Regions from separate parts of the Mus musculus genome. Here all the other regions are linked to region 2. A link is a contact called in ENCODE Hi-C or POLR2A ChIA-PET data. All regions are on one chromosome and are shown on one strand. Each heading gives the region's core, a stretch centred on a gene start or an enhancer-like site at or near the end of the contact. The rest is flanking DNA. Distances are from core to core; before and after follow the strand shown. Region 1 holds the start of Evx1 (even-skipped homeobox 1). Region 2 holds the start of Igf2bp3 (insulin-like growth factor 2 mRNA binding protein 3). Region 3 holds the start of Mira (mistral long non-coding RNA). Region 4 holds the start of Hoxa13 (homeobox A13).

Evidence for each region. Hi-C counts contacts between places; a loop is a spot of excess contacts on that map. ChIA-PET counts read pairs that join two places held with the same protein, here RNA polymerase II (POLR2A).
Region 1: a map of heart shows a loop between it and region 2 (9-fold over the local background). The contact joins the promoter of Evx1 here to the promoter of Igf2bp3 in region 2. A Hi-C loop is called at or near these places in 5 of 37 maps with a recorded cell type or tissue (heart and left cerebral cortex). POLR2A ChIA-PET finds 5 or more read pairs at or near these places in 1 of 5 experiments (embryonic stem cell).
Region 3: a loop to region 2 is called in a map of left cerebral cortex, with 6 times the contacts of the local background. The contact joins the promoter of Mira here to the promoter of Igf2bp3 in region 2. A Hi-C loop is called at or near these places in 8 of 37 maps with a recorded cell type or tissue (adrenal gland, heart and left cerebral cortex).
Region 4: a loop to region 2 is called in a map of left cerebral cortex, with 6 times the contacts of the local background. The contact joins the promoter of Hoxa13 here to the promoter of Igf2bp3 in region 2. A Hi-C loop is called at or near these places in 8 of 37 maps with a recorded cell type or tissue (adrenal gland, gastrocnemius, heart and 1 more).

What each region holds. Positions count from the first base shown.
Region 1 is chr6:52,312,139-52,314,838 of GRCm38, forward strand. It overlaps Evx1 (even-skipped homeobox 1), which reads left to right and starts at 1,360. Exons shown (of 3, transcript NM_007966.4): 1 at 1,360-2,133. The coding sequence starts at 1,707. Evx1os (even skipped homeotic gene 1, opposite strand) reads right to left here and starts at 2,694. Exons shown (of 4, transcript NR_038163.1): 1 at 2,633-2,694; 2 at 1,166-1,432; 3 at 615-692.
Region 2 is chr6:49,213,511-49,216,210 of GRCm38, forward strand. Igf2bp3 (insulin-like growth factor 2 mRNA binding protein 3) reads right to left here and starts at 1,444. Exons shown (of 15, transcript NM_023670.3): 1 at 787-1,444. The coding sequence starts at 961.
Region 3 is chr6:52,213,847-52,216,546 of GRCm38, forward strand. It overlaps Mira (mistral long non-coding RNA), which reads right to left and starts at 1,442. Exons shown (of 1, transcript NR_045199.1): 1 at 645-1,442. It overlaps Hoxa7 (homeobox A7), which reads right to left. Exons shown (of 2, transcript NM_010455.2): 2 at 1,777-2,184. The coding sequence ends at 1,871.
Region 4 is chr6:52,259,616-52,262,315 of GRCm38, forward strand. It overlaps Hoxa13 (homeobox A13), which reads right to left and starts at 1,265. Exons shown (of 5, transcript NM_008264.1): 1 at 1,022-1,265; 2 at 937-1,020; 3 at 927-934; 4 at 249-925. The coding sequence starts at 1,159.

The DNA of each region.
Region 1 (2,700 bases), core at 110-2,609, 3.1 Mb after region 2:
CCACCCCCCGCTTCTTCAGCTAAGAGGGCAGGCTGCTCACTAGTGGAAAATATTGCAGGGGGAGCCAGAGAGGGGGATGGAGGAGCTAAACTCGGAGGGTGCTCACCTCTGCCCCTCAATCTGGCCCACCTGCCAGGCTCCGCAGGAGATTCTTCTACTCCTTCTCCCAAACACCAAGTCCCAGAATTCCACAGGTCCAGACCTTCACCTCCTCAGAGGATTAGCCTAGTCCCTTCACCCCGCCTACTGCCTGTTTTTGTTTTTTGTTTTTGTTTTTTGTTTTCCCCATGACATTTCAACAACTTTCTCTCCTACCTCTAGCTTTGGACACAGAAAATCTCTTTTGGGTAGAGCCCAGGAGAGGACCCTGCAAGCTCAAACCCTGCTGATACTCTTTGCCACACAATCTACCCACAGCTGCCCTAAAACCATCAGAGAAGGCCAGCACCTTCTACCTGGGCTCCTTCCGTACTACCAGAGCAGGGGGCCGGATTGCCAGCTCCTTTTCATTAGAACACGCCGTTTGTGGCAGAATTCGTTGACTCTGTAGAAATACCTAAAATACAGACAGAAAAAGAAAGGCCAATCTTAGACCCTTTCCCTAACCGACATACCTGAAATAGCCCGGAGATAAGCCAAACCAAAAGATGTTTTCTTCTATGAAGAGCCAATCCAAATTCAAATCAGGCCATCTAGATAGAGATAATTAACAACAACAACTCATTGAACACTTCGAATTTTAGCCAGGTGATCTGGGTGGGGAGAGATTTTTCTTCTTCTTCTAAAATCGAGGAACACTGTGTTAGCACACAAGGCCGGTTCTCAAAGGGGAAAACGATATCTTTTGGCTGTTAGGGGATGAAAATAAAGTTTGGTTCTTAGGAGGGAGACAGATGGGGTTGGGGAGATGAGGGAGGAACGGGTACTTTAGGCTCAAGCTCCCCAGACAACTGAGGTGGAGGGTACCTTTTCAGTAGCTGGTTAAAAAAAAAAAAAAAAAAAAAAAGACAAGCGGTTGTATTAATACTCAGAAAACCTGGGTTTGTAAACAGCTTCCAAAGAGTAGCTATGGATTCTTTCATTAGTATTAGATCTAGACACCAGGTTAAGAAAACAGAAGTCAAAACAACAATAAAATAAAATTTCAAAAGCATTTTTCAATTACCAAGTCCTGTTGCCCCTGTGGAACTCGCTGCGCGCCTTAAGCGCTCCCTTTTCTGTGTGCGGAATTCCATTTGCATCCTCTGTGTCTGGGTGTCTCCCTTTCCCAGTGTGTGTGTCTCTCTGTTTTCACACTCTCCTCCCCATTCGAGCGAGGCCCACACCTGGCGCATCACTGCCGAGCCATTAGCTGCGGGTCTCCTTTCATCTTCACTGTGGCAGACGTTTCTATTTATCCACTTGCGTTCGCCGAGTGGCGTCACCAGCGGTACTGTAATGACGATTGCAGCAGGAGGATGACAGCTTAGAAAGAAGAGGGCAATGGGGCTTCCTCCCAGAGGCGGTGCGGCACAGAGGAGCGCTCGCATCACAAGGTGACCCTAGCTCCCCACTGCCATCTCCGCGGTCGCCGTCGACACGGCGCTGGGGCTACCCGGCGCCTGCCTTGTCGCCTTAGCTCCTCTTCTCAGCCAAGATCCCAGGGAGCCTGGGATTAGGAGCTTACTTGGGGGTTTTCCCCCTCCCCCCCTCTGGAGAGTCCGGGGATGGAGAGCCGAAAGGACATGGTTATGTTTCTGGATGGGGGTCAGCTTGGCACTCTGGTTGGTAAGAGGGTCTCTAATTTGTCCGAAGCCGTGAGCAGCCCGCTGCCTGAACCGCCAGAGAAGATGGTGCCCCACGGTTGCCTGAGCCCGCGAGCCGGCCCTCCGACTTCCCGGGAGCGTGGCGGGGGAGGCCAGGAGGAGGAGCCGGTCGATGGACTAGCAGGCAGTGCTGCAGGGCTGGGCGCCGAGCCACGGTCTGCTGGAGCGGCCATGCTTGGCCCGGGACCCCCAGTCCCCTCCGCGGACAGCCTCTCTGGCCAAGGGCAACCTAGTAGCTCAGACACCGAATCGGATTTCTATGAAGAAATCGAGGTGAGCTGCACCCCAGACTGCGCCACCGGGAACGCCGAGTACCAGCACAGCAAAGGTAGCCACCTTGCCCCTCCGCTCCCCGGTCCGCCCACTCCACCCACAGTTCCCTTCATCTCAGGCCAGGTGCAAGATGCTCCTTTCCCTTGGGGCAGGATGGCTGGGGGTTGGGTGAGTGGGGCGGGGGCACCTGAACAACTCTTTTGCTCTCTGCACCTTAGTGTGTGTGAGGGCTCTCGTGTTATCCCATTAGAGTGACAGTTGTGCCTGGACGAATGTCAGCGTTGGCACAAGTCTTGACTTGAGGGGTCCAAAACGCACCCCAACCTCCCAACCCCCGAGTTTTGTGGGAATGATTCAGCTAAGACGGAAAGACACATCCGTCGGGTAGGGCAAGATCAAACGGTTGTCCGGGCAGTTTGACTGGAGGGGAGCAAGGCACAAGGAGGCGCGGAAGCCCGGAGAATATAAAGGACCGTAAAATCGTGGCGGACTCTGGTCTCCGGAGGGCTGCAGCCCTCCGACCAGTTTGCACGTCGGTCAGAGGTCCAAATTACCTTGTCACTTCCCGGGCTGGCGGCGCCAGGTCGGAAATGGTCCCAATGGTCTAATTGCCTTTGGTCTC
Region 2 (2,700 bases), core at 194-2,693:
GTGGGTGTGGCTTTTTAACTTGCAGAAAGCTGGGGAGGGAGAGCAAGAGTCAGGCTCACCACTTGGGTTGCAATTTTCGCCTCCTGACCCCCTCCAAGGGCCACCCCGCACCCCAAGGTCTGCAAGAGACACACCCCCAACAAACAGCCTGCCATGGGGGCGCGCGGCCTTCTTTCTGGTCCACATCCAGGTTGGCCTGGAGCACTGGGCGATGGGATTAAAGAGCCAGGGTGCCAGGAGGAGATTGGGCGGCCGGGGTGCTGGTCCACGCGCGCTGACCCATCAAGGCGCCGGCCTCGAGTCCAGCTGGGGACGGTGGAAACCGAAAGGCACGGACAGCTGCTCTCCCCTCGGGCATCCAGGCAGAGCGCACTCAGACACCCGGGCCGCGGCTGCGCGCACGGGCCGGGACTGCGGCGCCGCGCGTGGCAGGGCTGCCGTTCTGGCAACAGCCGGCCGCCGCCGCCCACCTGCCCCTTTCGCTCTAACGACCCCGCGAGGTGGACGCGGCGGCGTGGAGCGGGACCGCCTGGACGCGGCCTCCCCCCGGGCGTAGGCTCAGGCCACTTTCTGTTCTCTACGGCTGGGGGACAGCGACCAGACAGAGGGCCCGGCGGGCGTCCACGCTGGGCCCCAAGGCCCGCCTGGCCCGGCCTGCAGCACGCGCCGCGCCGCGCCCCGCGACTGACAGCGCGTCCCCCTCCCCACCCCCACCCGCCCCGCAAGCGGGGTCCCGGATGGCAGCTGCGGAGACGGGGAGGCCCCGACCACGCGCGCGGGCCCCACCTGAAAGCGCCTCGATGGCCTTGAGGGCCCAGCCCTCGTCCGGGCAGTCCACGAACGCGTAGCCCGTCTTCACCAGGAAGGGGCCCGCCACCGGGATCTTAGCGTCCTTGAAGACACTTTCCAGGTCCGCGGGGCCGGCGTGGTCGCTGAGGTTCCCGATGTACAATTTGTTCATTGTGAAAAGGGGTCGTTTTAAAACCCGAGGAAAATGCTAAATTAAAAAAAGCACCCACGGCGGAGGATGGAGCCGGTGGATTTTGTTCCTCTCCTCTTGGCTTTCAAACCCACACAGTGACCCAAGCACGGGAGCGGCGGGCGAAAACCAGATCCCAGGGTCCTTTTTCCTCTTCTGGGTATTAAAAAAAAGAGAGAAAGAAAAAGCCTAGCGACGAGCCCAGCGTCGAGTCTTCCTAACTCTGGGGAGGAGGCGGGATTAGCGAGAGAAAGGAGGAGGCGCGGGGGGAAACTACTTTTTGTCTCTTCCTCCCCAACCCCTTTGGCAGCGGCCAGCGGGCTGTGAAAATATCACACTACGTGGGGCAGGCGCCGCCTCCCCGTAAAAAAAAAAAACCCCGAGGGGTGACTGGCAGCGGCGAGGGGAGCGGGGCGGGGGCAGCCGCTCCGAGTGTCCGGCTTTTTGAATGAGCCACGTGTTCAAACTACAAATCAACGTCTCACGTGAGGAATCCCAGCGCCTCAATTAGAGTGGGTTTCGGAGGAAAGAGAAAAAAAAAAAAAAAAAAAAAAAGCGAGAGGGGGAGGGGAAGCGAGATTGGGCGAGGAGGGACCCCGAGCTGGAGCCGGAGCCGGAGCCGGGGAGGGGGTGGAGAGCGTCCAGCCGCTGCAGCCGGCGCCAGGCGCGATGGGCACGGCGAGTTTCCAAAGGGTCCGAGCCTCGGGAGGGTCAGACGAACGATCCTTTTTCCTTAAGATGAGGAAGCGGTTAGGGGGTCCCGCGGTTGCAGTTACCGTAGTTTGTAACCATTCGATTTTTAAAAAATGGGTCACTTAACAACGAAATCTGAATGACAATCTCGAACTCAGTCGGTGGCTCTGATGACCGGGGAAAGTAGAACCCGGGGGCAGAGCGCCGCTCCCCTCGAGGGCCCCGGGGACCGAGCAAGCGGGGCGGCCCGGGCCGGCGTGGGGGAGGGGAGCCGACGTCCTGGGCGGGTGTCTACGCGACACCTCCTCCGCCTGCGCTCCGGGTGGCTCTCCGCCTCGCCGTTCATTGGCTGCTCGGCTACGAGAAGACTCTGGATAAATGAGGCCGGGGGCGGGCTGGCCGCGTGGGGGAGGGGCGCGGGGCGGAGGCTGTGGGGCTGGGGGTGGCCGAGTGGGAAAAGTCGGTACTTAAAGGGAAACCCTCGCTTCCTGTGGTTTTTCGAAGGGGGAGGGCTGGGTGTGGGGGAGGACTGATACTTTTATTTAAATAATTTTTGTTAAAGAACTTGGGACTCTAAGGGAACCCTGTTCAGCGTCAGCCTAAGGTGGCGGCCGCGCTGGGAAACTATTCCTCGGCTCTTTCCGCCTTCCTTTGACTGTGAGAGCCATTCATAATTTTCCCTGTAGGTAACGAGCACAATGGTGGTTGGGGGGTTGGGTCTGGGCCCGGTGGAGCCTTCCTGATCCTACTAAATGTGAGCCGGAGAACAGGAATAGGGAAAAAAGGGCAGTACCCCTGTCCTTGTGAAAACCTTCAACTGTGGCTTAATGGTTGTGTGCTCTACTCAAAGGCTTCAAAGATAACTTGTGATATATTTTTAACAGGCATTTTATGGAAAAGAGAAATTGCCGGGTTTGGATGACTGAAATTAAGCTCTATATAGCCTGAAAATACAGGCAGAAATCTAATGTTTTGCTACTCTCGCAAGTTGAAAAATGTGAATAGAGAAAATATGTGCTTCATACTAC
Region 3 (2,700 bases), core at 192-2,691, 3.0 Mb after region 2:
GGGCATCCTCACCCTTTCTGAAGGCTAAGTGGGGGTACTGCAGCAGGGACCCTGAATTCCATGTCTTTCCTACCCCTGGACTGTACTCAGGACGCATGTGGAATCCGGGATCAATTGGAGGGTAGGTAATACCCTTTTAGAGCTCAGTCTACACCTTTAGAGGAAAGTTGAATTTGGAATTCGTTCATGGAATTTATGAAAGTTTGAGAGGCCGTAGATAGAATATGTAGCATTAACAAATAGTCTTTTTTCAATGGATCTAAATAGATATTGGTGCACATACAATAGCCAGACAAAAACCATCTACAAAGAGGAAGGCATATATACAATTATAGTCACAGAAAAACACAGAAACCCACACACACAATTATAGACATGAGAAATGTTGATGCACACGCATGTGTGTGGGAATGCATACAATTATAACTATAAGCAAGCACACAGAGAAATAGAAATGTGCTTAAGTACACATAAAAACATGTGAAAAGAGACATGATACATTTGTCCATGAATAGCTAAAATTTGGACTCAGGGACAGTGGCTCTGCATTTGTTTCCCGTGTCTCTTTGGCCTACAGCCAGGGCTGGTCCTTCAGCTATGGCCACTTCCCCTTGCACAAGACCCTCTGGATAAAGCAGTCCGTGTTTCTTTGTCACCAAGCATCTTTATTGTTACATAAAACACAGGTAGCTGGGCTGGGAAGCGTGCCTTCTCTGAACCCCAGGCTGGGGGGTGGGACGGGACATGAGGAGACAAGGGAGATGATGGCCCCGGTGGGTGCTGGACTTCCCCCACCCACTACAGAATTAGTTCAATACAACACACCATGCTACAAAGTCACCCCATTAAAACATCCTTCCAAAGTCAAGACATTCCTTTACAAATGAGCTCCAAGATTATAGAAATGACAACAACACAAAAAAAATCTGGTTCAAATATACAGTATTTGTCCTTGTAGGAAAAGTCAGGGTATACATATTTGACATGGCTGAACAGTAGGACACAAAAGCAAGGGGGAGAGGACAGTGAGTCTGGGAACATCTCCTTAGTCCCACAAAAACAAAACCCAGAGCTATTCCAGAGGATGGCAGCCAGCTCGGGAATGCTCCCCTCCTGAAGTAGGGTTAATGGCCCTGACCTTGTGTCAAAGCCAGAGAAAGAGGGATTCTAGGTTACAGCACTTGGTATGCTTTGGAATAAATATATTATTTTTCAATTTAAATAGAAGCCAATACCCTGGTCCCTGAACCTCATTGCCTTGTCAGTGAAGCCTTGGTGACCCCAAAGACTATCAGTTAGAAGCATCAAGGTCCAGCCTGGGAGGGATGGGCACCGAGAAGCAGGTGAGCTAGCCAGCACACAATAGGTAGTTTAGGGCTAGTAGTAGGTAGTATTGATCATGGTTTGCAGGTATTGGCCGGGTGTGTGATGGGGGTGGGGCAGGTGCTGGGTGTCTGCCAGTGTTGGGACATGAAGGAGGCTTCTTAGGAATGGTGGCCCACTGGGGCTGGGCCCATAGGTAGTTTGGGAGTGCCTCTCAAAGAGGCCTGTGCTAGGTAGTATTTTGGCTGTGCCTGCGCACAACACTGGCCCAGGGTTGTGGGTATCTACTGGGTTCCTCAGAGGCAGAGAGGGTCCCCAAGGTGACCTAATTTCCCTGGGAGCTAAAGTGGGTGATTGAATGGAATGAGGGTAGGAACTGATTCCCTCTTTTTTTCTTTCCCTTTCTTTTTTCTCTTTCTTTTTTCTTTCTTTCTTTCTTTTTTTTTTTTACACTTTATTTCCCCCCATTTTTGTAACTAAAATCAATGAGTCTCTTAAAGACGCTTTTCCAACTGTCCTGTGCAGCCAGGGTCCTGTGCCTGGCCCTTTACTCCTCTTCCTCCTCTTCTTCCTCCTCTTCCTCCTCTTCCTCCTCGTCCGCCTTGTCAGCAGCTGTGGAAACGGAGGGCACCGCGTCTTCCGGGGCTGCAGTGGGAGCCTGGCTCTCATCTTTATGCTCTTTCTTCCACTTCATGCGCCGATTCTGGAACCAGATCTTGATCTGGCGCTCAGTGAGGCAGAGCGCGTGAGCGATCTCGATGCGGCGGCGCCGCGTCAGGTAGCGGTTGAAATGGAATTCCTTCTCCAGTTCCAGCGTCTGGTAGCGCGTGTAGGTCTGGCGTCCCCGCTTCCTGTCGGGTCCTAGGAACAGAAATTTGGACATATAGATAGACAAAACAGACAAGCAGACTAGGATGTGGACAGAAGAGTGCTTTAGTCAGGCCAGCAGCCCAAGAACCTGCACCTTCCACCTTGCCCAAATCCAGGTGCAACCCTCATCACCCTCAATTGAGCTGGGGGAGGGAAATTGTGAGCGGAAGGCCCCAGGGCCAGACAAGCAAGAACATCTGTGAGAAGCCTTAGGGCAGAATTCCAACTTTACAACTGGCCTTTCCAGCCGGCTACGTTTCCACAATGTCCTGCTTCCCCCTGACAAAGGGAAATTGTCAATATAGAGTGTGGCAAGTGGGGGACTCTGCGCTTTTGCCATTCAAAGGCGAGCCTGGCTGCTCCCCAGCCTTGCTAGTGGGCGACCCTCATCAGCAGCCCCATCCACAAGACCTTCCTGTGACTTTCCCACCCTCTGTCCCATTGGCTTCAGCCCCGTTCTGGAAATGGCCTCTGGTACAGTGATGAGTGAGGGATCCCGGAGGTCTC
Region 4 (2,700 bases), core at 15-2,514, 3.0 Mb after region 2:
AGTTGGAACCCACAAGCTTCCTCCCAGCTACCCTTTACCAAAGGAGGGCCCGGGGACCGGCTCGACTTAGGGCAGGGCGGACGGACAGCGCCAGCCAGCCGGGGCCAGGCTCCCAGGGGTGCAGAATTGCTAAGGCAAGCCAGGCCAGGGAGAATGCGGGGGGGGGGGGGGGTTAGTGACCCTGGGGCACGAGCCGAGGAGAAGCTGAAAAGCTGGAAGACCCGGGCTGGAAAGGGGGCGCCATTTACCGGGCAGAGTGGACTTCCAGAGGTGGGGAGGCTGCGTCTGCTCTTTGGGGCAGTACATTTGGCCGTTCCAGCCGTTGGGCAGAGCCCAGGGCTGATAGCTTTCCATGGGAAGCCCCAGAGGCTCGTGGCGCGACTCGCCAGGACCCCCGAGCCCCGGAACTACTGGCATATCCAGGTAGCCGGGCACGGGCTGGTGATGGTGGTAAGGCCCGGCTGCGTAGCCCTGATGGTAGAAAGCAAACTCCTTGGCGCGGGAGCTGAACTCCTCGGCCGCGGGGCCGGCGGTGTCCATGTACTTGTCGGCGAAGGCGGCGGCGGCCGAAGCAGGCTGCGCGCACGACTTGATGGCGTTGGGGTGCGGGCCCATGCGGGCGCACGGGTAGTAGCCGCTGCCGAAGTAGCCGTAGGGCAGCGCCGCGGGCCCCGACGAGCTCTGTGCCGCCGCCGAGCAGGGACTGCACTGCTTGGCGGCCTCGGCACCCGCGGGCCCCGCCGGCCCGGGCCCTCCCGACGACGACGCGGCAGCCGCGGCGGCGGCGGCAGCAGCGGCGGCGGCGGCGGCGGCGGCGGCGGACGGGGGCGCCTCCCCCGGGGCGCTGCTGTACGCGGCCGCGGCGCCGGGCGCCAGGGGTGCGGGATGCGCCATCAGGTTGCGGCACTGGTTGGCCGCGGCGGCGGGCGGCGGCGCCGCTGCGGCCACCGAGAAGTTGCCCCCCGCGGCCGCGGCAGCCGGGTGGGGGAAGCCCCCGCCCCCAGCTCCCGCCGCCGCCGCCGGCCGCCGCCCGTGCCGCCGCCGCCGCCCCTTCCATGTTCTTGTTGAGCTCGTCGGCCACCAGGCCGCCGCCGTTGTCGTAGAGAAACATGACGGTGGGCTCGATCCAGCGGGGGTGGAGGAGCACGGAGGCTGTCATAGCCCGAGCCGCATGGAGAAGACCCCAGTGGCGCTGTTTTAAAAAGCCCCCAAGAAGTGAAGAGCGCGGCGCGCGGGGCCGGGGCCCGAGCGAGGGGGGCGGGTCGCGCCCTGCGGGGTCGCGCCAGGCGGCCGCCCATTGGCCCGCCCCCGGCCCGCCCCCGGCGTATGCAAAGCGGGAGGCTCCGGCTCGGCTCCGCGCTGGGCCCGCCGTCCCCGCCGCCGCCCGCGCGGTCCTCTGCGCCAGCTCTAGCTCCCGCCGCGCGGCCGCGCAGCAGTCACCCACGGAGGAGGCGGGGGTGGGTGGGGGGGAGAAACTAGGGCGGGTGGGGCTGGGAACACAGGGACCCCGATCCCTTCCCGGGTTTCGCGCGGAGGTTGGGAGGGGCAGTGAGCGGCTGCGGTTGGGGTGCGACCTGAGGTCGTGGGGACAAGTCAGGTAAATTCTCCAGTGGCCAGGAATGAGGGTTTGCCTTGGCCTTGGACTGGCCCAGGATGTCCTGGCATGTTTTAGGGACCTCTGGGGCTGTTTTCTTTCCAGGGATGGATACATCTTTCTGCAGCTAGACCCTCCCAAGGATGTGGGAGCTTTCGCCTGGCCGAGATTGCACTCCCCACCCCCCCCTGGGGAACAAGGGCGTTTGTTTCCTGTTGGTTCCAGGAGAAGTCTGGAGCAAGGGTCCCAGGACATTTCTCTGGGAAGTTTGGGCTGCATTTGGGAGCTCCCTTCCCTGTTCTCAGGCTCTAGAGGACAATTTCAATTAGGCCTAAGGACTCAGAAGATCAGAACAACTAATTGTATCTCCTACACTCATCACACACGCGAGCGCAAATATTCGCGCGCGCGCACACACACACACACACACACACACACACACACACACACACACAGAGAGAGAGAGAGAGAGAGAGAGAGAGAGAGAGAGAGAGAGAGAGAGAGAGAGAGAGATGCATACTGCCACATTGTCCAACTTGTATATACAGCTCGCTATTCATTCCGATGCAGCAGCTATTCTCTCTGGTCCGCAGAGGATTTCAGATGAAGAAAGCACCATTCACTCACACTCCTGTCTCAGGAGTCCGGCTGCCTTTTCCTGAAGGGGTTTAAGAGGAACAGGCCCCAGCTGGGCTGCTGGCTGGAACTCCAGCCACGGTTCTGGGACTTCCTACAAGTCACTCCATAGATCCTGAGTTGGACACTTCAGACACCTGGCAATCCACTGTTGCATTCCGTTTTGGGGAAAGAGAAAAAGGCTCTTTGGGATCCTTTCATGGTTTTTCTCCTAATAGGGGCTCAGCCTGTAGTGGGTTCAAGGTGCCGGGGTTCAGCTGATGAGTTCCTCTGTACCTTGAGCTTGGTGGGGTGTTTGTATTGGGAGAGCAACGTTTGGATGCAGTGTTTTGATAAAGGATTCTGGGGACCCTGCCTCCTTAGGACTACATGCATTTCTGGTTGTGCAAGTGTGAACTGGTCAGACATCCAGAGGGGAACAAATGGTCAAAGTGAAAGTGGTGCGTTCTGGAAAATATAGACTGGGAAGA